Linked DNA regions of Homo sapiens: region 1 is linked to region 2. A link is a loop called in an ENCODE intact Hi-C map of the cell type or tissue named here. Cell type or tissue: ascending aorta. All regions are shown on one strand. Links, peaks and the distances in the headings refer to the core of each region. The heading gives the core; the rest is flanking DNA. Region 1 has its middle 37 kb from the start of ARAF. Region 2 has its middle 7.2 kb from the start of ZNF157.

The links. A loop is a pair of places that touch in the nucleus more often than their neighbours do. Peaks named below come from ENCODE experiments on the same cell type or tissue, not always from the same donor. Only the 100,000 strongest peaks of a DNase experiment are listed, where the experiment ranks them.
Region 1: a loop joins it to region 2, with 5 times the contacts of the local background. A loop is called at or near these places in 7 of 110 quality-filtered maps.

The regions. Positions count from the first base shown.
Region 1 is chrX:47,517,976-47,529,626 of GRCh38, reverse strand. No RefSeq gene overlaps it. Among named protein-coding and RNA genes, the nearest start is that of ARAF, 37 kb to the left of the region's middle. RefSeq lists silencers at 5,790-5,839, 5,900-5,969. In ascending aorta, for the core only: a CTCF peak has its summit at 6,056 (motif pointing right); a DNase peak (open chromatin) is centred at 6,056; H3K4me3 peaks cover 1,101 bases.
Region 2 is chrX:47,357,522-47,369,172 of GRCh38, reverse strand. No RefSeq gene overlaps it. Among named protein-coding and RNA genes, the nearest start is that of ZNF157, 7.2 kb to the left of the region's middle. RefSeq lists enhancers at 2,423-2,522, 2,643-2,972, 7,098-7,297. In ascending aorta, for the core only: a CTCF peak has its summit at 6,760; DNase peaks (open chromatin) are centred at 6,902 and 7,262; H3K4me3 peaks cover 553 bases; H3K27ac peaks cover 1,371 bases.

The DNA.
Region 1 (11,651 bases), core at 4,064-9,063, 160 kb before region 2:
CCAGAAGGAACCAACCCTGCCAACACCTTGATCTCAGACTTGCAGCCTCTAGAACTGTGAGACAGTACATTTTTGTCATGGAAGCCCCAGTTTGTGGTAGGTTGTTATGGCAGCCTGAGCAGATTAATCCATCCTTCTCTGCTGGTTTGTCTCCCAGTCATTCAACACTGTAGCCAGGGAAATCAGATCCAAAGAGAAATATTCCCCTGTTCTCCTGCTGAAACCCACTCAGTGGTTCTTCCTCACCTCCAAAAAGTGGCCCATGCACCTTCAAGTGGAGTCAAGGTTGTTCCTATCCTGGTCCGTCCTAACTGTCCCATCTTTCAAGCCCCCTCCCATTTCAGCCTTTTCACTGATCTGCTTATGGTCTCTTCACCACCTGGTGCTGGTTTATGTCCCTGGGTCTTGATTCCTGCTGGTCTCTCTGTTTGTAAAATTCCTCTGTGTTTCCTTCAATTGGTTCATCCTTATTCCTTCAATGCAACTTTTTAAAAATTTATTTGTAGTAGAGACAGGTTGCTCTGTAGCCCAGGCTGGAGTGCAGTGGTACAATCATAGTTCACTGAAGCCTCAAACTCCTGGGCTAAAGCGATCCTCCCACCTCAGCCCTCAGCCTCCCGAGTAGCTGGGCCCATAGGCATGCACCATCGTGCCCAGCTAAGTTTATATATATAATTTTTTTTCTAGATATGAAGTCTCCCTATGTTGCCCAGGCCGGTCTTGAATGCCTGGGCTCAAGCAATCCTCCCACCTCAGCCTCTCAGAGTGATGGGATTACAGGTATGAGCCACTGAATCTGGCCTCAGTGCTAGTCTCTTTTAGAAATAATGATACTTGGCCAGGTGTGGTGGCTCATGCCTATAATCCCAATACTTTGGGAGGCCGAGGTGGGAGGATCGCTTGAGCCCAGGAGTTTGAGACCAGCCTGAGCAATATGGCGAAGCCCCGTCTCTACCAAAAACCAACAAACAAACAAACAAAAAACAAAAAATTAGCCAGGCATGGTGGCGCTTGTATTCCCAGCTACTCAGGAGGCTGAGGTAGGAGGACCACTTGAGCTGGGGGAGGCTGAGGCTGCAGTGAGCCAAGATTGTGCCACTGTGCTCTAGCCTGTGTGACAGGCTGAGACCCTGTCTCAATAAAAAGAAAGGAAATAATGATACTCAATGCTAAAATGGAGTATAATGTAGGATTTTTAGAATAAAACAACTCACTTGGAAAGCAAAACCTCAAGGAGGGTTATGCCCTTATGCCCAGGAATCCTGCTGTGGCCAGATAGTTAAAGGGAAAAATGGAGAAACAGGTCAATGTTTCCAGATGAAATGATGAGCCTTTACTCTTAGCTGCAGCATGAGTGTTCATGTCGTGGCCTGGCCCTGGGCCACTGTGACATGGGGACCTCCAGCACAGAGAAGCCCGCTGTTTCTTTCCTGTGATTCCAGAGCCTCACAAGACAGGCATGGGACTGAGCCCCAGAACAGTGAAACCCCAGACCTGGTGGCAAAGGAGCAGCAGGAGCTGAAAGTGCCCGCTGCAGAGCTGATGGTGTGGCACCAACTCAGGGTGTGAGGGGACTGTCTTTCCGTGGGGGTCACACCGAGTGTTACCACCTCCTTCCCTATCAAACACTGGGACAGGCAATATATGTGGGGTGGGACCTTTCTCTTCCTTTCTTGTTGGTTGGGGTGGTGGTGAGTAGGGAAGAACCAAGGAGAGAAGACAAGGATGGAGTGCTTATGTGGCCACATAGGCCCAACTTTGGGCCTACTCTCCACAAGTGAGAGGAGGGGAGAGGCCCCAAGTACCAGCCTGTGACGGGGCTGTGGTCGCTCACACTGTGGTCAAGAAGGCCCAAGGCAGTTAAAATGGAGGCACTTCTGCCAGGCATGTGGGGTCAGACCCACAGGTCTCCGAGGAGCTGGAACAAGGCCTTCATCCTGGCTTCTCTCTGCAGAGAACACCCCTGGGCCTGCTTTCTGACAGAACTTGCCTCAAGGAGGGGGTGGGTGGCAACCCAGCACTTATTTGATGCCTACTGTATGCTAGGCACCATGCCAGCTGCTTTTCTGCAGCTTATCGAATTCGATGTTCACAAGAAGCTTGCAAAAGAGTATATGGCATCTGCCTCCCACGCCTCCTGCCTTGATTCAAGTCTTCATCCCCTCTCACCTGGATTATAATTTTCATTTCCTAACTGTTTTCTTTGCTTCCAGATCTTGGTTTTGTCTATTTGTCTTTATAGACAAAGTTACAGAATTTTTAACTGTATTCAAACACACAAATGGTAGCAAACTGCACTGGCAAGCATGTCACTTTTAAGGAGGTTGGGCTCTACCTCATTACCAAGAAGTACCTCAGATTCTGAGGAAAAGCAGAAACTCTCGAGGTGCCAACCTGCTTCATGGGCCTGGCCTGCTCCAGCCTCAGCCCCACAGTTACCTGGATGCTGCCTGGGCCCGGGGCAGGGGAAAAGACAGGAAGACTCTTTCCACTCAGCAGTGCTGGGGAGCTGGAGAGATTGTGGGTCACTGAGATGAGACCTCGAAACTGACAGGCAGAACTCTGGGTAGCTATCAGCCTCTCCTGGGGGTATAACAATCCATAAAGAAAGAACACCAACTTAGCCTGGCACAGGGGCTCACATCTGCAATCCCGAGGCAGGAGGACCACTTGAAGTCAGGAGTTCAAGACCAGTCTGGTGGCCAAGCATGCTGGCTCATGCCTGCAATCCCAACACTTTGGGAGGCTGAGGCAGGAGGATTGCTTGAGCCTGGGAGTTCGAGACTAGCCTGGGCAACATGGCGAGACCCCATCTACCTTTTTATTTTACAAAAAATAAAAAATTAGTCAGGCATGGTGGTGAATGCCTGTAGTCTCAGCTACTCAAGAGGCTGAGATGGGAGGATCACTTAAGCCTAGGAAGTTCAGGCTGCCGTGAACCATGGTTGTGCCACTGCACTCCAGCCTGGGCAACAGAGCAAGACTCTGTCTCAAAAAAAAGACCATCCTGGGCAGCATAGCAAGATCCCATCTCTACAAAAGATAAAAAAATTAGCTGGGCATGGTGGCGCACACCTGTAATCCTAGCTATTCAGGAGGCTGAGCTAGGAGGATTGCTTGAGTCCAGGAGATCCAGGCTGCGGTGAGCTCTGATTGTATCACTGCACTCCAGCCTGAGCAACAAATGAAGACAGAAGAAGGAAGGAAGGAAGGAAGGAAGGAAGAGGAAGGAAGGGGGGGGGAGAGAGGGAGGGAGGGAAAGAAGGAAGGAAGGATCAACTTGATTCATAAATGGATCGAATCAAATACTTTTGCAGAAATCCTAGCAAATGACTCACCCAGAATATTTAAACATTGTCATTGGGTTGCAGTGCGGGTGGAAACTTGGTGAAAACTAGCCCTCTAAAGGCAGAAAGATCATAGATGTCCATGTTAGGGCTCCACACCAGTCTGAGCTCCCCCTTAACCCACCTTCGCTCCCTGAGGTCCCCCCTTGCATACACACTGCCAGTGGCCAACCTTCCCAAACACCAGTCTGACCAAACATTTCCTCCGCTCCTCCTGTTGTCCTCTGTGATCCAGCTACTGCCCCCCACCCACCTCCCCTGCTCCCAGGCAGCCTTCTTTGTCTACTTGGCAAATCCCTTCTCACCTCCCACAGCTTAATTCTTTTTTCTCTTTTTCTTTCTTTTTTTTTTTTTTTTTTTTTTTTTTTTGAGACAGAGTATCAGTCTGTCACCCAGGCTGGAGTGCAGTGGCAAGATCTCAGCTCACTGCAACCTCCGCCTCCTTGGTTCAAGCAATTCTCCTGCCTCAGTCTCCCTAGTAGCTGGGATTACAGGTGCCCACCACCACACCCGGCTAATTTTGTATTTTTAGTGGACACAGGGTTTCACCATGTTGACCAGGCTGGTCTCGAACTCCTGAACTCAAGTGATCTGCCCGCCTCAGCCTCCCAAAGTGCTGGGATTACAGGCGTGAACCACAGCACCCAGCCCCACAGCCTAATTCTAAGGCGACTTCTTGGCAGCAGCGTTCCGGGCCCCCTTCTGCCCCTCAGGTGGAGTTGAGCAACTCGCCCCAGTGCTCCCAGCTTTTCTGCATGTGCTGTTGGCAGGCCTCCCAAGGTCCCTGACTGCACTCGGCTGTAATGCCAGCTTCTTTCTTTCCTGCCCTGAACGCCCTCTCACTCTCCTTTCATCCCAAATACCAGGACCAACATCCAGTCCACCCTATGCCTGGTTTTGCATCCTCAGATTCAACCAACCAAAGATAGAAAATATTCAGAAAAAAAATAAAATAAAAATAATACAAATAATACAGTATAGCAACTATTTACATAGTATGAAGTATTATAAGTTATCTAGAGATGGTTTAAAGTGTACAAGAGGATATGTGTGCATTACATGCAACCACTACACCATTTAATATCTGGGGTGTGAGTATCCGTGGGTTTTGGTATCCGTGGGGGTCCTGGAACCAATTTCTCCTGGATACTGAGGGATGACTGTACTTGGCGAATGTGTGGATAGAAGAATAAATGGAGGCTGGGCTGGTGGCTCACGTCTGTAATCCTAGCACTTTGGGAGGCCGAGGCGGGTGGATTGCCTGAGCTCAGGAGTTTGAGACCAGCCTGGGCAACACGGTGAAACTCCGTCTCTACTAAAATACAAAAAATTAGCCAGGTGTGGCGGCAGGCGCCTGTAATCCCAGCTACTCAGGAGGCTGAGGCAGGAGAATTGCTGGAACCCGGGAGGTGGAGGTTGCAGTGAGCCGAGATCGCACCACTGCACTCCAGCCTGGGTGACAGAGCAAGACTCCGTCTAAAAAATAAAATAAAATAAGAAGAATAAATGGAAAATGTGTGTGGATCCTGAGACTTTGTGAAGTTCAGTCATGTGTCCAAGATCTGAGATCTAAGCTTTGTGAATGAATCAGTAGAAACCCCTCGGCTCCAGTGTTGGCAGGTCTCCTCCTCCATGCAGCCCTCCCAGGGAACTGGCTCTGCTTGGGAAGTCTGTGGGGTCCCTGGGGCAGCAGCTGGGTGAGTCCTGGAATCAATCCTCATGTCTGGCTGCCGAGGGGCATCTCCTTCCTTAAAATCATTTGCGGGAGGCTTGGGTCGGGCCGTCCAGTCCTTCCTTAGTCTGGGACTGCAGGAGAAATGGTGGGGACCAAGCACACAGAGGCAGGTAGAGGTGTGGTAAGTGGCGATTCTGGGTGAGACAGGATGCTAATTGGATCCCACTTGGGGTGACTTGATAACGGGTTTGTGCAGGGTCACTGAGGACCCTCCTGGCTCCACGAGGATTCACTCAGCCTGGTGGTTGGACTAAGAGAAGGCCCTGTGGCCAGGAGCCCGGTTGGGTTTTGAGGTTATTCTGAAGAGGGGGTGCTGGGTGAGTTGGGGTATTGATGCCCGGCAGCCCAAGCAAAGGGTTCGAAGGACGCGGGGAGGTGGCTGCCTCCCGTCCCCCACAGGCTCCTCTGCCGCCTCCTGAACAGTTTTCCTGCCACGTCGAGGTGCCATGCTCGGGCATTCCCGGGGTCCTGGGCCAGGAAATGGCAGGTCCCTGGATCAGGAGGCCCGAGAGCTCTGGTCCTCGAGTCCCACTTCCTCTGCCCGCAGAGGGGACTGGAGGGGCGCGATTGTGCGCCACCCCGATTGCACCCAGATTCGGTCGTTTCCAGAACCTCTTCCCAGGAGCACGGGGAGCGGGAGAGCGGGAACCCCAAAGAGGAGCTCTGGGTCCGGCGAGTCCGGGTGGCGACTCGAGCTGAGCCCCCTCTCCCGCCGCAGCGCTGGGAGGGGCTCCGTCGCCAGCCGTGCCCTCTCGTCCTGCTCACTCACCCGGGCCTAACGACAGCAGCTGGCTCTGCGAGGGGTTCCCCGGGTTGGGGCCCCTAAATTAACACGCGGAGGGCCAGGGGGAGGCAGGGGAAGGGGGGCGGGGCAAAAGCTGCAGGGAAGCAAAACGGAGGAGGAGGTGCAGACAGGAGCGAGGAACGGCGGGCAGCGGGCTCGGCCCAGCTTCACGATGCGAACGGGAGGGGGCGCCAGAGACCGCCAGAGGCCAAGGTCCAGCGCTACTGCGGCACAGGCGCCGCCGCGTAGTCCGCAGTCAGAGGGCGGGGCCCGCCTTCGCAGCCACGGTCACGGTCGTGTTCACCCAGGCTCCGCAACCACCCGCAGAGCTCACGACGTGAAGGAGCAGCCCTCCTCCTTTCCTCTTCCCTCACCTCCTCCATCTTCTCCATCCTCCTCTTCTTTTGATAGATTGATGGATCAGAGATGGATGTGTGTGTGCGCGTACGCGTGTAAAGATACTTATCAAAGCATTATCCTTAAAAAAGGAAACATCTGAAGCCACAGGGAATATGAAATTAAAGAAACTCAGGTAGACAGTCTCTTTAAAAATATTATGGAACCATTTGAAAAATTGTTTATCAATACTATGTAACATCATGGGAAATTATTTTCATGTACTATTAAAGCAAAAAAGGCAGGATACACACACAGAAATCTCCATGTAAAAATGTGAACTATACACAGAACAGGAATGATCATCAAAACTCCCTCCAAGTACGAACAATGGTTTTCTGCAGGTGTGGTAATGCCTTTGTAGAATGTGCATAAATTCATATTAAAATAAATGGAAGCCTTTCCTTTTTATAGATAAAGGGAAGCCAGGTACATCCCAGGCTGTGGCCAGGCAGGAAAAGGAGCTGGGCAGGGCTTGAGGAGGGCACCGGGGCTCCTTGGTAAGGCGATGTCCAGATGTCACCCAGGCCTGTGGGTCGGTCCTACATATCTGTGCACCCCTTCCCCTAATACCCAGATATCCCTTTTCCTTAACAATCCCCACCCTGATATACACCACAGACCTAAACTCTTAGTCCATATGCCTCTGGAAATAAACTCCTGTCAACATTTGTCTGTTCAAAACAGTTAAGAATCTCTCAATTGATCTAATGAATTGAAGAAATCTATCCCCACGTTAGAAACATGCACATGTTGGCCCTGATTTAATTTCCCAGTAACTACAATTCCCCAGTAACTACATATGCATATGTACCGGACAAACAAGGCAGCTTTCCATTCCCAACTCCTCTTCCCTGGCTGATGGTTCTCAGGAGAATCTAGGCATCTGAGCCCTAGCCCCAGCACCCTAATGGAGAGTGCAGGGCACCTGGATAGTGGAGGCAGGCCTAGAAGCTTTTGGTGTAAAAGATGAAATTGAAATAAAAAGACCCACAGGTAACCATGTGTCAAGCACACATCTGGTACCCAATACATCTTTATGGAATAAAATAGACATTAAAATGCTACAGGTATAAGTTAAAATATTGGCAAACTGACTAGCAAGGTTTAGAAATCCACATTTAAGACTGGTCTAGTGGTGATAAATTCCGTCAGCTTTTTCTTGTCAGGGAAAAACTTTAATTTCTCCTTCATTTTTGAAGGATAGCTTTGCTTAAGACACAGGCAGAAAAATATTTCATGACTTCACTTATATGTAGAATATTTTTAAAAGAGCTCAGGCTGGGTACAGTGGCTCACACCTGTAATCCCCACACCTTGGGAGGCCAAGGCAAGAAGATCACTTGAGCCTGAGAGTTTGAGGCTGCAGTGAGCTATGATCACACCATTGCACTCCAGCTTGAGAAAAAAATAATGCTGCTCTGAATGTGGGTGTGCAAATATCACTTCAAGGCCCTGCTTTCAATTCTTTTTTATATATACTCAGAAGTAAAATGGCTGAGTTATATGGTAGTTCTATTTTTAATTTTTTGAGGAAACTCCAAACTATTTCCTATTGGTTGCACATTTTATTTTATTTTTTTAGAGATAGAGTCTGGCTCTGTCGCCCAAGCTGGAGTGCAGTAGCACAATCTTCGCTCACTGCAACCTCTGCCTCCCAGGTTCAAGTGATTCTCCTGCCTCAGCCTCCCGAGTAGTTGGGCTTACAGGCACCCACCACCATGCCTGGCTAGTTTTATGTATTTTTAGCAGAGATGGGGTTTCACCATATTGATCAGGCTGGTCTCAAGCTCCTAACCTCAAATGATCCACCCACCTCAGCCTCCCAAAGTACTGGGATTACAGGCATGACCCACTGCGCCAGCCTGGTTGCACCATTTTACAATCCCACCAACAGTGCACCAGAGTTCCAATTTCTCCATATTCTCGTCAACACTTTATTTTGGGAAAGTTGTTTTCTATGACTTGTCTCCCGCCCTTCTGCCAGTAACAGGAAGTACTAGAGACAGAGGCCCAGCTCTCTCTTCTAGCTCCTTGATCAATGCCTAGCTCCTTGATCAATGCCAGGCCCTGACTCATCCCTCCATTTATTCCAGTCACAGGGACAAGATGAAAGAGAAAGGACACGTCAGGTGCAGAAAATACAGGAAAAGAGGTCCTAACTGGGGAGAAGAGTGAGGGGAATCAAATGGGGGGAGCTTCCATTTCTCACCTCTATTCCCTCAGTCTCACTTTGAGACAGAATGAGACACTGTCTTGTAAAAAAGTGAGGGAGGGCCAGGCACAGTGGCTCGTACCAGTAATCCCAACACTTTGGGAGCTCTAGGTGGGAGGATCACTTGAACCCAGGAGTTCGAGACCAGCCTGGGCAACATAGTAAGACTTTTTGTCTCTACAAAAAATTTAAAAATTAGTCTGATGTGGTGGTGTGTGGCTGTGGTCCCAGCTACTCAGGAGGCTGAGGTGAAAGGATTCCTTAAGCCCAGAAGGTCAAGGTAGCAGTGAGCCAAGATTGCGCTACTGCACTCCAGCCTGGGCAATAGAACAAGACCCTGCCTCAAATAAAAATAACGCTATGAGCACGGGTGTACAAATATCTCTTCAAGACCCTGCTTTCAATTCTTTTTCTTCTTCTTCTTCTTTTTTTTTTTTTTAGACAGGGTTTTACTGTTGCCCAGGCTGGAGTGCAGTAGCAAAATCTTGGCTCACTGCAGCCTCAATCTCCTGAGCTCAAGAGATCCTCCCAAGGCGGGGCGTGGTGGCTCACGCCTATAATCCTAGCACTTTGGGAGGCTGAGGTGGGCGGATCACCTCAGGTCGGGAGTTTGAGACCAGCCTGGCCAACATGGTGAAACCCCGTCTCTACTAAAAATATAAAAATTAGCCAGGTGTGTGGCGCGCACCTGTAATCCCAGCTACTAGGGAGGCTGAGGCACAAGAATCACTTGAACTCAAGAGGCGAGGTTGCAGTGAGCCGAGAGCATGCCACTTCACTCCAGCCTGGGCAACAGAGTGAGACTCTGTCTCAAAAAAAAAAAAAAAAAAGAGAGAGATCCTCCTGCTTTAGCCTCTCAAGTAGCTGGGACTACAGGCACATACCACCACTCCTGCCAAACTTTTTAATTTTTTTTTGGTAGAGACAGGGTTTCACCATGTTGCCTAGGCTGGTCTTGAATTCCTGGGCTCAAGCGATCCACCCACCGCCTCAGCCTTCCAGGGCACTGGGATTACAGGCATGAGCCACCATGCCGGGCACAATTCTTTTGATGTATACTCAGAAATGAAATTGTTGGATTATATGGTGGTTCTAGTTTTAAGTTTTTGAGGAACCTCTAAACTATTTCATATCAGTTGCACCATTTTACAATCACACCAACAGTGCAGTGCACCAGGGTTCCAATTTCTCTACGTTCTCACCAACACTTGTTATTTTCTATGTTTTTTTTAAATTATAGACATCCTAATGGGTAGACACGTTTTCATGTCAGATCTACCAGCTTGTTGGGTCAGATTGTAAAATATTTCATTAATATTTTTATATTGATTACATGCTGAAATGATGCAATTTAGGAGCTATTGAGTTAAATAAAATATATGATTAAAATTAATTTCACTTGTTTCTTTTTACTTTTTATAAAGTGGTTTCAAGAAAATTTAAAATTACATAGGTGGCTCACGTTATATTTCTATTGGACACTGCTGAGCCTGGCAGTGAAAAATGAAGCAGGTTAAACATAATTATGAGGCCAGGAGCAGTGGCTCGTGCCTGTAATCCCAGCACTTTGGGAGGCCGAAGTGGGAGGATCGCTTGAGCCCAGGAATTCAAGACAAGCCTGAGCAACAGAGTGAGACCCCGTCTCTTAAAACAAAAACAAAAACAAAACAAAAACATAATTATGGTTTAAAAATTATGCCTTCAGGCCAGGCGCGGTGGCTCACGCCTGTAATCCCAGCACTTCAGGAGGCCAAGGCGGGCAGATCACTTGAGGCCAGGAGTTCGAAACCAGCCTGGCCAACATGAGGAAACCCCATCTCTACTAAAAATACAAAAATTAGCTGGGCGTGGTGGCACAGGCCTGTAGTCCCAGCTACTCAGTAGGTTGAGGCAAGAGAATCGCTTGAACCCGGGAGGCGGATGTTGCAGTGAGCCGAGATTTCGCCACTGCACTCCAACCTGGGCAAAAGAGTGAGACCCTGTCTCAAAAAAAAAAAAAAAAAAAAAATATATATATATATATATATATATATATATATATATATATCCATCCAGTTATAAAACTGTAACCTTTGGTCAACATATGACCAAAGGATTATTCTCGTTGCTGTTGTTGTTATTTTTAGACAGGGTCTCTCCCTCTGTCACCCAGGCTAGGGTGCAGTGGTGTGATCTTGGCTCACCACAACCTCTGCCTCCGGGGCTCAAGTGATCCTCCCACCTCAGCCTCTTGAGTAGCTGGGACTATAGACACACACCACTGCACCCAGCTAATTTTTATATTTGTTTGTGGAGATGGAGTTTCACCATGTTGCCCAGGCTGAACCAAAAGATTATTATATAAAACAGTATATTGATAACTATATGAATCCCAAATTCTACATTATCTTAACAAGGATCAAGAAATGGAGATGGGGAAGGGCAGAGCCACAGTCAGCTGTAGATTAGATTCTTTCTCTCAAATAGATGAACCTCAAGAATGTCATTTCTATCTTAACCATGGCAATTAGAGATCGAAGATCAAGAACACATGGGGTTTCACATCCTAATATATTCTGGATCAGAATTTGCTGTACAATGGATGGGTGGGGATACAAGTCCTGGAGGGCACTGGGGCAGCAGGGCTGAATGTCAGGGCAGCCTAGGGCATAGGGTGGAAATGTGAGCCAAAGAAAGCTGGAGGCAGGAGAGAAAATGACAAATGTCACTTCTTGGTCCCTTCAGTGACTTCCTCTCAGCCACCTCTCTAGCAACTGAATGCAGGGGTCTGACTTATCTCCCGCCTTGCTGCCAATAACAGGAAGTACTAGAGACAGAGGCCCAGACCCTCCCTCCCAGCTCCTTGATCAATGCCAGGCCCTGACTCATCCCTCCATTTATTCCGGTCACATTGACAAGCTGGAAGAGAAGGGACACGTCAGGTGCAGAGAACACAGGAAGAGAGGTCCTGACTGGGGAGGAGAGTGAGGGGAATCAAATGGGGGGAGCTTCTATTTCTCACCTCTACTCGCTCCATTTATTTTACTGCCACTTCTGCCCCATCCCCCAGGGAGCCCAGGTCCCCACGGTCCCCGGGCCAGGCAGGCAGGTGGGTTCTGGGGGGAAAAGGCGGCTCTCCCAGCACCTCTGTTATGAGATATGTCTCAGGCCTATGGTAGCTAGAGCTGTAAATCA
Region 2 (11,651 bases), core at 3,974-8,973:
GAGAGAAAGAGAGAAAGAAAGAAAGAAAGAAAGAAAGAAAGAAAGAAAGAAAGAAAGAAAGAAAGAAAGAAAGAGAGGAAGGAAGGATGGAAGGAAGGAAGGAAGGAAGGAGGGAAGAAAGGAGAAAAGAAGAGAAAAGAAATAAATAATCAGGCCAGGTGCAGTGGCTCACGGCTTTAATCCCAACACTTTGGGAGGCCAAAGCAAGAGGATCCCTTGAGCCCAGGTGTTCAAAACTAACCTGGACAACATGGCAAAACCCAGTATCCTTAAAAAACAAACAAACAAACAAAAACACACACACAGAGTTGCAGTGCATTGAGATCACTCCACTACACTCCAGCCTGGATGACAGAGTGACACTTTGTTTCTATTAAAGAAAAAAAAAAGAGGCCAGAGGAGGCGGCTCACGCCTGTAATCCCAGCACTTTGGTAGGCCAAGGCAGGCTGATCACCTGAGGTCAGCAGGTCAGGAGTTCAAGACGATGGTGAAACCCCGTGTCTACTAAAAACACAAAAATTAGCTGGACATGGTGGCACACACCTGTAATCCCAGCTACTCAGGAGGCTGAGGCAGGAAAATTGCTTGAACTCGGGAGGCAGAGACTGCAGTGAGCCGAGATCACGCCACTGCACTTCAGCCTGGGTGACAGAGCAAGACTCCACCCCAAAAACAAAACAAAACAAAACAAAAAAAAAAAAAAAGAAAAAGAAAAAGAAAAAAAGGCAGAAAGAAAAAAGAAAATAATAATTAGGGTGAACATGAACATTGGGAAGAAATGAAAACGAAAATGTAGCTTTCTATCCAATAAGATGATTTTATACATGGAAAACCTACCAGACTGCTAAAAGACTACTAAAATTAATAGGGTATAATATAATGTAAGGGGCTGGATACAAGGTAAAATTACAAAAGCAGATAGTTTCTTTTCTTTTTTTTTTTTTTTTTTTTTGAGACGGAGTCTCACTCTGCCGCCCAGGCTGGAGTGCAGTGGCACGATCTCGGCTCACTGCAACCTCTGCCTGGGCTCAAGCGCTTCTGCGATTCTGCTGCCTCAGCCTCCTGAGTAGCTGGAATTACAGGTATGCACCACCACACCCAGCTAATATTTGTATTTTTAGTAGAGATGGGGTTTCACCATGTTGGTCAGGCTGATCTCAGACTCCAGACCCCGTGATCCTCCGACCTCGGCCTCCCAAAGCGCAGGGATTACAGGCATGAGCCGCCGCACCTGGCCAAAAGCAGATAGTTTCTCTCTATAATAACAATGAGGCAATGGAAACAAAATTGCATAAATAATGATAGCAAAAACTATATAAAATACGTAAGTGTAAGTATAACTTTTTTTTTTTTTTGAGACAAGGTCTCCCTCTGTCACCCAGGCTGGAGTGCAGTGGTGCAATCACGGCTTTCGGAATCAGGCAATCCTCCCACATCAGCTTCTGGAGTAGCTGGGACTACAGGAACGCTCCACCACGCCCAGCTAATTTTTCTTACTTTCTTTCTTTCTTTCTTTTTTTTTTTTTTTGTACAGACGGGGTTCTCCCTGCGTTGCCCAGGCTGGTCTCGACTCCTGGACTCAACCGATCGCCATCCTCGGCCTTCCAAAGTGCTGGGATTACAGGAGTAAGCCACCGCGCCCAGCCAGAATAAACATTTTAAGGAGGTGGGCCTATACGATTACAAAAAGAAAAAAATTTTGACTAATATAAAATAGTCGGCCTGGGGCAGTGGTTCACGCCTGTAATCCCAGCACTTTGGGAGGCTGAGGCGAGTGGATCGTTTGAATCCAGGAGTTGGAGACCAGCCTGGGCAACATGGCAAGACCACCATCTCCACTAAAAATATAAAAATTAGCTGGGCGTGGTAGCGTGCGCCAGTAATCCCAGCGACTCGGGAGGCCGAGGCACGAGAATCGCTGGAAACGGAGGCGGAGGTTGTAGTGAGTGGAGATCGCGCCACTGCCCTCCAGTCTGGGCGACAGAGCGAGACTCCGTCAAAAAAGAAAGAAAGAAAGAAAGAAAAGATGGTGTATACAAAATATTCTTGATTGCAGCTAAAGAGATTCTTAAGGAAAAACGCATGCTCTTAAAAATTTTTTTAACAAAGAAAGGCTGAGCATTAATGAATTAACATCCAATTTAAGAAGTTAGAGAAAACGGTACAGATAAGAGCAGAAATTAAAGAAATAGGAAACGAAGGTACATCAGAAGAGATCTGTGATCAGAGGAGCAACAAGGTCAAAAGTTGTTTTTTTGGAAAGGCTAATAAAATTAGCAAACCTCTGGGAATACTGATAAAGGAAAAACCTAAAGCGCACACTATTAAGGCTGGACATCAAGACACAGCAGGGAATCTAAAACCTGACTACTCCAGAGGCCCTCATCCCTGACACTCATAGATTCCCATTCATTAGGTTCTTTATTTCCCCACCAATTGACACCACAACTGCCAATGCATCATCCCCCGAAGCCAACAAAACCTCAAAATCACCTGAGCGACTATCACGCCATAAAACCTCGTGCACTGCATTTAGCATCGCGCGCCAAGAAGACTTAAACGGCCTCTGAGGGGGATTTCCGTTTCCTGTCCTCACCCCTGACACTGCACCTTCTAGGGCTGTTGATTTTGCACACGATCATTAGGACTGAGAGATTGTAGTCTACTCACTGAACACAGCGCTGTTACGGATCGGCGGAGACTTGGTCCATGAGTGGCGTTGTCAGGCGAGGAATATGGCTGCGCTATGTCGTGTCTCTTGGGAGCCGCCATCTTAGCACCCATTCCGTACAGTGGGCTGTTCCACAGAAGGCGGGGGCGAGAGGGCGTTCACGGGTAGAATCCCTCTAAGGGCAAGATTCTGGGAGAAGCTGGTCTTTGGAACTCGGTTCTATAAGTTTGGGCAAAGTTTAAAGAAGCAGAGGTGCGCCTCCTACCCAGGGAGGAGGGGGGCGTGTTCTGATGCTCAAGGGAGACACCACTGGGCAAGAGGGGGAAGAAGTCAGGGTGGTACAATCCCCCCCTTGGCGATACCACTGGGAAGAGGAGGAGTAATCAGGTTAACACAGGTGCCCGTCGTGGGCGATACCACTGGAGAAGAGGGGAAAGGAGTCAGGGTGTACAATCTCTCGATGTGCTGCAGTTACCATGGAGAAGACTTGAATTCCCCCCATCTCCGTTACCCTCCTTGCCCCACTACAATGATAGTAGTTAGGAATAATAGCCTTTGATATGGACAACCAATGGTTTGTTTGTTTGTTTTTCTTTTCTTTTTTGAGTTTCACTCTTGTTGCCCAGGCTGGAGTGCAATGGCACGATCTCGGCTCTCCACAACCTCCGCCTCCCGGGTTCAAGCGATTCTCCTGCCTCAGCCTCCCGAGTAGCTGGGATTATAGGCATGCTCCGCCACGCCCGGCTAATTTTGTATTTTTAGTAGAGACGGGATTTCTCCATGTTGGTCAGGCTGGTCTTGAACTCCCGACCTCAGGTGATCCGCCTGCCTCAGCCTCCCAAAGTGCTGGGGTTATAGGCGTGAGCCACCGTGCCCGGCCATGGGCAACTAATGTTTTTTTAGCAAATTATCAATAGAAAAATGCTTAGAGGCCTGGCGCGGTGGTTCATACCTCTAATCCCAGCACTTTGGGAGGCTGAGGTGGGCGGATCACTTGAGATCCAGAGTTCGAGACTAGCCTGGGCAACATGATGAAACTCGTCTCTACTAAAAATACAAAAATTAGCCAGGTGTGGTGGCACACGCCTGTAGTCCTAGCTACTCAAGAGGCTGAGGTGGGAGGATCGCATCAGCCCAGGAGTTAGAGGCTGCAGTGAGTTATGATTGCACCACTGCACTCCAGCCTGGGTGACAGAGTGAGACCACATTTCAATTTATTTTAAAAAAAGAAAAATGCTTAGAAAACAGCCAGGCGCGGCCAGGCGCGGCAGCTCATGCCTGTAATCCCAACACTTTGGGAAGAGGGTGCAGGAGGATCGCTTGAGGTCAGGAGTTCAGGACCAGCCTCAGCAAAATGGCAAAACCCTTCTCTACCAAAAATACAAAACTTAACGGGTGTGGTGGTGTGCATCTGTAGTCTCAGCTACTCAGGATGCTGAGGTGGGAAGATGGCTTGAACCCAGGAGGCAGTGGTTGCAAGTGAGCAGAGATCGCACCACAGCACTCCATCCTGGTCAACAGAGTGATACCCTGTCTAAAAAAGAAAGGAAAGGAGAGGAGAGGGGAGGGGAGGGGAGGAGGCCTGGCGCCATGGCTCACACCTGTAATCCCAATACTTTGGGAGGCCAAAGTGGGTGGATCACCTGAGGTCAGGAGTTCGAGACCAACCTGGCTAACATGGTGAAACTCCATCTCTTGTATTAGTAAAATACAAAAATTAGTCGGGCATAGTGGTGCGTGCCTGTAGTCCCAGTGACTCAGGAGTCTGAGACAGGAGAATAGCTTGAACCCGGGAGGTGGAGGTTGCAGTTAGCCGAGATCACATCACTGCACTCCAGCCTGGGTGAAAGAGCGAGACTCCATCTCAAACAAACAAAAAATGTTATTGATCTTGGCTGGGCGCGATAGTCCACGCCTGTAATCCCAGAATTTGGGGGAAGGCCGAGGTGGGCAGATCACTTGAGACCAGCCTGGGCAACATACCTTGTCTCTGCAAAAAATAAACAAAATTAGTTGCGCATGGTGACGCGCACCTGTAGTCCCAGCTACTCAGGAGGTGAGGAGGTGGGAGGATCTCTTGAGCCTGGGAGGTCCAGACTGCAGTGAGCCATGATCGCACCACTGCACTGCAGCCTAAGGGACAGAGCGAAACACTGTCTCAATCAGTCAAATGGTATTGATCTTGATTACTGAGTTTTTTTGGTACCCCCTTACATTTTACACTTAAGGCGAATGCCTCCCTCACCTTACCCTAGTCCTAGCCCTGCAGAGAAACCTTGTTATCTAAAATCATAGACTATCGGAAAATTTCCTGTTTGAAATAATATCAATAAGAATAAAACCTCCTACTCTTCCCTGGAGGATCTAAGTTACTTTGACACAGAGAAACAGCCTTGATTTCTGACCCAGGTGCAGAGCTTCAGATAATGGGTATCTGAAGCCAAAACTTCACATCTATGTTTAGTGTTTTTTTTTCTTTTCTTTTTTTTCTGAGATAGGGTCTCACTCTGTCACCCAGGCTGAAGTGCAGTGGCATGATCACAGCTCACTGCAGCCTCAACCTCCTAGGCTCAAGTGATCCTCCCACCTTAGCCTCCCAAGTAGCTGACAGACTACAGGCACACGCCACAACGCCCGGCTACCTTTGTTCATTTTTTGTAAAGACAAGATATTACTGTGTTGCCCAGGCTGGTCTTAAACTCTTGGGCTCAAGGGATTCACCCACCTCAAGTGCTAGGATTACAGGCCTGAGCCACTGCACGCAGCCTATCTTTTGTGGGTTTTTTTGAGACAGAGTCTCGCTCTGTTGCCCAGGCTGGAGTGCAGTGTGTGATCTCCACTCACTGTGACCTCCGCCTCCCGGGTTCATGCGATTCTCCTGCCTCAGCCTCCCGAGTAGCTGGGATTACAGGCATGTGCCACCACACTCAGCTAATTTTTGTATTTTTAGTAGAGACAGGGTTTCATCAAGTTGGCCAGGCTGGTCTCCAACTGCTAACCTCAGGTGATCCAACTGCCTCAGCCTCCCAAAGTGCTGAGATTACAGGCGTGAGCCACTGCGCCCAGCTTCTTTTGTGTTTCTAAAGAAAAAGGACCCTAGGTCTGCTTCACAGTCTGAACCTAATGTTAATCCTTTTCCATACCAACCTCCTTTGCTTTGGGCTTGTCAAAACACTGCTTCATTTAAACTTTACCTAAACTCCACTCCTATATCCTATACTAATCCCATTTCTTCCTTTGTTCATTGACACTAAGGTGATCAACCAACTCTGTTTGCCCAGGAATAGGGTTTACTGGGACAAGGGCATTCAGTACTAAAAGCAGGAAAGTCCTGGGCAAACTGGAACAAGTTAAGTTACCTTAGGTGAGACATCCCCACAGTTCCTGTGGGGCGTGGTCTTCCTTGCCGCAGCAGGTTAATAAACCCATCTCTTTTGCGACTATGGATGTGACCTTGGTAGTCTTTATCAAGGTCATTAATGTTGGAAGAGTTCACAGAGGTGAAGTTTGAGATCAGTCCTAGTATGTATTGACGGTGGAAAAATGAATAGGCCTGATTCAGGCTTCAGGTCAGCGGGGTATTGCTGGGGGAATAGTTAAAGGCTGAATGCTAAGCTGCAGAAAGGCAGTGATGGTGGAAGAGTTATCAGAGCACTAGATTGAGGTCAGACTAAATACTGCTGGGAAGCCGGGCGTGGTGGCTCACGCCTGTAATCCCAGCACTTTGGGAGGCCGAAGCGGGCAGCCTGGCCAACATGGTGAAACCTTGTCTCTACCAAAAAAACAAAAATTAGCTGGGTGTGGTGGCTCACGCCTGTAATCTCAGCTACTCGGGAAGCTGAGACAGGAGAATCGCTTGAACCCGGGAGGCAGAGGTTGCAGTGAGCCGAGATCGCGCCACTGCACACCAGCCTGGGCGATAGAGCGAGACTGTCTCACCAAAAAAAAAAAAGATGGGGTTTAAAGTTGGTCCAGAAGTGGTGAAAATGTTAACAGGGGCCCAGATTTTAGATTTTGACAAGGGAGTTATTGACGGTGGATTAGATAACAAATGACCAAGTTCGAGGTCCAGCCAGATGAGCAGTGGTGGCAGCAGAGTTCATAGAAACCAGCAGTTTGAGATTTCTTGTCTAGACCAAATCTGGGGAGTTGTAGACAGATGGTGCAGCTGACCAGTGGCTGCATCGGGGAGGTGGGATCTGGTTCCTGGTGGCCAATGGGATGAAGTAGCAGCCTGTTCTAGGGAGAAGCCCCTGTTGCTATGTGCAGGGTGAAAGGGACCTGAGTTGCTATAAATAGTTAGCCAATGAATGCACGAGAAGATGGGCTTTAGTCTCTTCAGCCTATGGCAGTCATGGTAAACTGTTACTAGGTAGTAACTAACCCCGTTGCCATGTGAAGCGAGGCAGCCAAAGCCTAGCTTGAGAAGCTGTGGACAGAAGGCGCAGTTAGCTAATGGCTGAATATAAGAAACAGGCTCTGGTCTCCCAGGTCAATATGAGGCTGCCTGATCTGTAAATCAGCAGAAGTCCCCATTGTCCAGTGCAAGGAAGGGGCAGGACGGACATAGCCTGACGGGGAGGGTGCAGGTAAATAGCACAGCTGGAGGTATTTGAAGTGGGTGGGGGCACAGCCCGAGGTTGCTTTGGAGAGATGGTGCAGCTAGCCAATGGCTCTGTGTGGGAGGCAAGCTTTAGTCTCCATGGCCAATGAAATGCGAACATCCTTGTCACTAGGCGAAATAATTTTGCGGTTCAAATTACATCATTAAGAATGAAGCATCTTAATGCCTGAGAGACTAAATCACTTTGACACAGAACAGGAGCCTCAATTTCCAACCCAAGTGGAAGACAGGGAGGAGATGTAACATGAGAGGTTGCAGACAGATGACACAAAAAGGAAAAGAAATAAGTTAAATTAACTTTAATAACATACTTTGTTTGAACTACATTAACCAAACATTCTTATTTCAACAGGTAATAAATTTTTAAAATTACCTAGATATTTGGCATTCTTTTTGTGGTAATAACACTGTGAAATCAGATGTGTATTTTACACTGACAGCACATCTCAATTTTGAAAGCTAAATTTTCATCAGAAATACTTGATTTGTACTTAGATTTCACAAAATTTAGTTGAAAACATAGGTTAACATTCCTGGCGTGGTGGCACACGCCTGGAATCCCAGCACTTTGGAAGGCCGAGGTGGGTGGATCACCTGAGGTCAAGAGTTTGAGACCAGCCTGGCCAACATGGAGAAACCCCGTGTCTACTAAAAATACAAAAAATTAGCCGGGTGTGGTGGCATGTGCCTGGGAGGTTAAGGCAGGACAATCGCTTAAATCCGGGAGGTGGAGGTTGCGGTGAGCCAAGATCATGCCATTGTACTCTGGCCTGGCAACAAGAGCGAAACTCTCTCAAAAAACAAAAACAAAAATATTCACAAGTGGCCAGGCACAGTAGCTTATGCCTGTAATCCCAGTACTTTGGGAGGCCAAGGAGGGAGGATTGCTTAAGGCCAGCAGTTCCAGACTAGCCTGGGCAACACAGTGAGACCCTGTCTCTACAAAAACTAAACAAAATTAGCTAGTCATCGTGGTGCTCCCCTGTGGTTCCAGCTACTCAGGAGGCTGAGGAGGGGAGATGGCTTATGGCCAGAGGTTCCAGGCTGCAGTGAGCTATGATTGTGCCACCATACTCCAGCCTGGGCAACAAAGAAAGATCCTGTCTCTAGAAATAAATAAACAAACAACAACAAATTCACAAGTCATTCCAAATATACTTTAAAAGTTTTCCAATAATTTAATTATCTATTTTATTGTGTGTGTGTTAATTTTTTTTATTTTTTACTTTTGTGGGTACATAGTGGGTGTGTGAGTATCTAATTTAAATGTTAAATTAACTAAAATGAATAAATTTAGAAATTCAGTTCCTCAATCTGATTAGCCTCATAGTTTTTTGTTTTGTTTTGTTTTGTTTTGTTTTTTGTTGGAAACAAGGTGTTGCTCTGTCGCCCAGGCTGGAGGGCAGTGGTACAATCATAGCTCACTGCAGCCTCGATCTCCTGGGTTCAAACAATCCTTCTGCTTCAGCCTCCCAAAATGCTGAGATTACAGGCATGACCACTGTACCTGGCCTCATTAGCCTCAAGTGCTCAATAACCATGTGGCTATTTCGGCCTTATCTGATGGCACAATTCTAGACAACATGACTTTTTTTTGAGACAGGGTTTCATTCTGTCACCCAGGCTGGAGTGCAGTGGCATGACCACAGCTCACTGCAGCCTTGACCTCCCAGGCTCAGGTGATCCTCCCATCTCAGCCTCCTGAGTAGCTGCTACTACAGGTGCAAGTCACCACACCCCAGCTAATTTTTGTAGAGACAGAGTTTTGCCACGTTGCCCAGGCTTGTCTCAAACTCCTGGGCTCAAGTGATCCTCCCATATTGGCCTCCCAAAGTGCCAGGATTACAGGGGTGAGGCACCGCACCCAGCCTCAATAACATGCCATTGATGGTGATGGAGCTGAGTGATATTGTGGCATATATATTTGGTTTTGTCCCAGTTTCCGGACAAATGGCTCCAAAAACCCTTGGAATATCCAGAATGATAAGAGTGTCTTTTGCTTGTTAATGAGATGACTGGTGGCTGGGGGCCTCTAGATAGCTTCAGGTTGGGGGCTGAGCAACTAAATAGGGAGTTGGGACTTTGAGCCCCACCCCCAACCTCCTGGGAGGGGAGAGTGGCTGAAGATTGACTTGATCACCAATGGCCAATGGTTTAACCGATCATGTCTAGGTAATGAAGCCTCCATAAAAAACCAAAAGCATCAGCGGTGGCTCATGCCTGTAATCCAAACACTTTGTGAGGTCGAGGTGGGAGGATTGCTTGAGCCCAGGAATTCAAGACTAGCCTGGGGCCGGGCATGGTGGCTCACACCTATAATCCCAGCACTTTGGGAGGCTGAGGTAGATGGATTACTTAAGGTCAGGAGTCAAGACCAGCCAGGCCAACAGAGTGAAACTCCATCTCTACTAAAAATACAAAAATTATCCAGGTGAGGTGGCTCGTGCCTGTAGTTCCAGCTACTCAGGAGGCTGAGGCAGGAGGATCGCTTGAACCTGGGAGGTGGAGGCTGCAGTGAGCCGAGATAGCACCACTGCACTCCAGTCTGGGAAACAGAGAGAGACTCCATCAAAAAAAAAAAAAGAAGAAGAAGAAGCATAGGTCACAACCTGTGCTTGCCATTGGCATCTGAAGTTGGGGGAGGTTTTGTGATACTGAGCCCATGATACTGAGACCATCACCTGATGGTCACCTGACATTGCTGGTCCTAGGTGTGGGAGGAAAGCCTTCTCCTGCCCTGCTCATGCCTAACTAGCTGCCTACTATAACTCTAGGGGATCTGACTTCCAGGTAGGTAATGTTGGAATGGAATTGAATTAGAGGACACTGAACTGGTGTTTGCTGGAGAATGTGCCAGAAATTTGCTGGGGGGCAGGGGGCACTGGGGAACCTCCACACATCTGGTATCAGAAGTGCTGAGTGAGAGTGGAGTGTAGGAAAAGGAGACCAGTCACAGTGGCTGACTCCTGTAATCCCAGCACTTTTGGAAGCTGAAACAGGAGGATCACTTGAGGCCAGGAGTTTGAGACCAGCCTGGGCAACGTAGTGAGACCCCCATCTGATATGGTTTGGATCTGTGTCCTCTCCCAAATCTCATGTTGAATTGTAATCCCCAAAGTAGGAGGTGGAGCCTGGTGGGAGTTGATTGGATCATAGGGGTGTTCCTTCATGAGCGGTTTAACATCATCCTCTTGGTGCTGTTCTCTCGATAGTGAGTGAGTGAGTTATCAAAAGATCTGGTTATTTAAAAGTATGTAGCACCTCCCCCTCTCTCTTCCTGTTGCAGCCATTTAAGTCGTGCCTGCTTCCTCTTCACCTTCTGTCATGATCGTAATTTTCCTGAGCCCTCCTCAGAAGCTGGGCAGATGCCAGCACCATGCTTCCTGTATAGCCTGTGGAACCATGAGCCAATTAAACCTCTTTTCTTTGCCCAGTCTCAGGTATTTCTTTATTTTTACTGTTATTTTTTATTTTTAGATGGAGTCTCTTGCTCTGTTGCCCAGGCTGGAGTGCAGTGGCAAGATCTCGGCTCACTGCAAGCTCCGCCTCCCTGGTTCACATCATTCTCCTGCCTCAGCCTCCCGAGTAGCTGGGAGTACAGGCGCCCGCCACCACGCCCGGCTAATTTCTTTGTATTTTTTTTAGTAGAGATGGGGTTTCACTGTGTTAGCCAGGATGGCCTCGATCTCCTGACCTCGTGATCCGCCCGCCTCGGCCTCCCAAAGTGCTGGGATTACAGCGTGAGCCACCGAGCCCAGCTTTTTTTTTTTTTTTTTTTTTTTTTTGAGATGGAATCTCGCCCTGTCGCCAGGCTGGGGTGCAGTGGTGCAATCTCAGCTCACTGCAACCTCTGCCTCCCAGGTTCAAGTGATTCTCCTGCCTCAGCCTCCCGAGTAGCTGGGACTACAGGTGCGCTCCACCATGCCTGGCTAATTTTTGTATTTTTAGTAGAGACGGGGTTTCACCATGTTGATCAGGATGGTCTCCATCTATTGACCTCGTGATCTGCCCGCCTCGGCCTCCCAAAGTGCTGGGATTACAGGCATGAGCCACTGCACATGGCCCCAGGTATTTCTTTAGAGCTGTGCAAGAACAGCCTAATGTACCATTTCTTTTTTTTTTTTTTTTTTTTTTTTTGAGACAGAGTCTTGCTCTGTCACCCAGGCTGGAGTGCAGTGGCGCAATCTCGGCTCACTGCAAACTCTGCCTCCCAGGTTCACGCCATTCTCCTGCCTCAGCCTCCCCAGCAGGTGGGACTACAGGTGCCCGCCACCACGCCCGGCTAATTTTTTTTGTATTTTTAGTAGAGACAGGGTTTCACCGTGTTAGCCAGGATGGTCTCGATCTCCTGAACT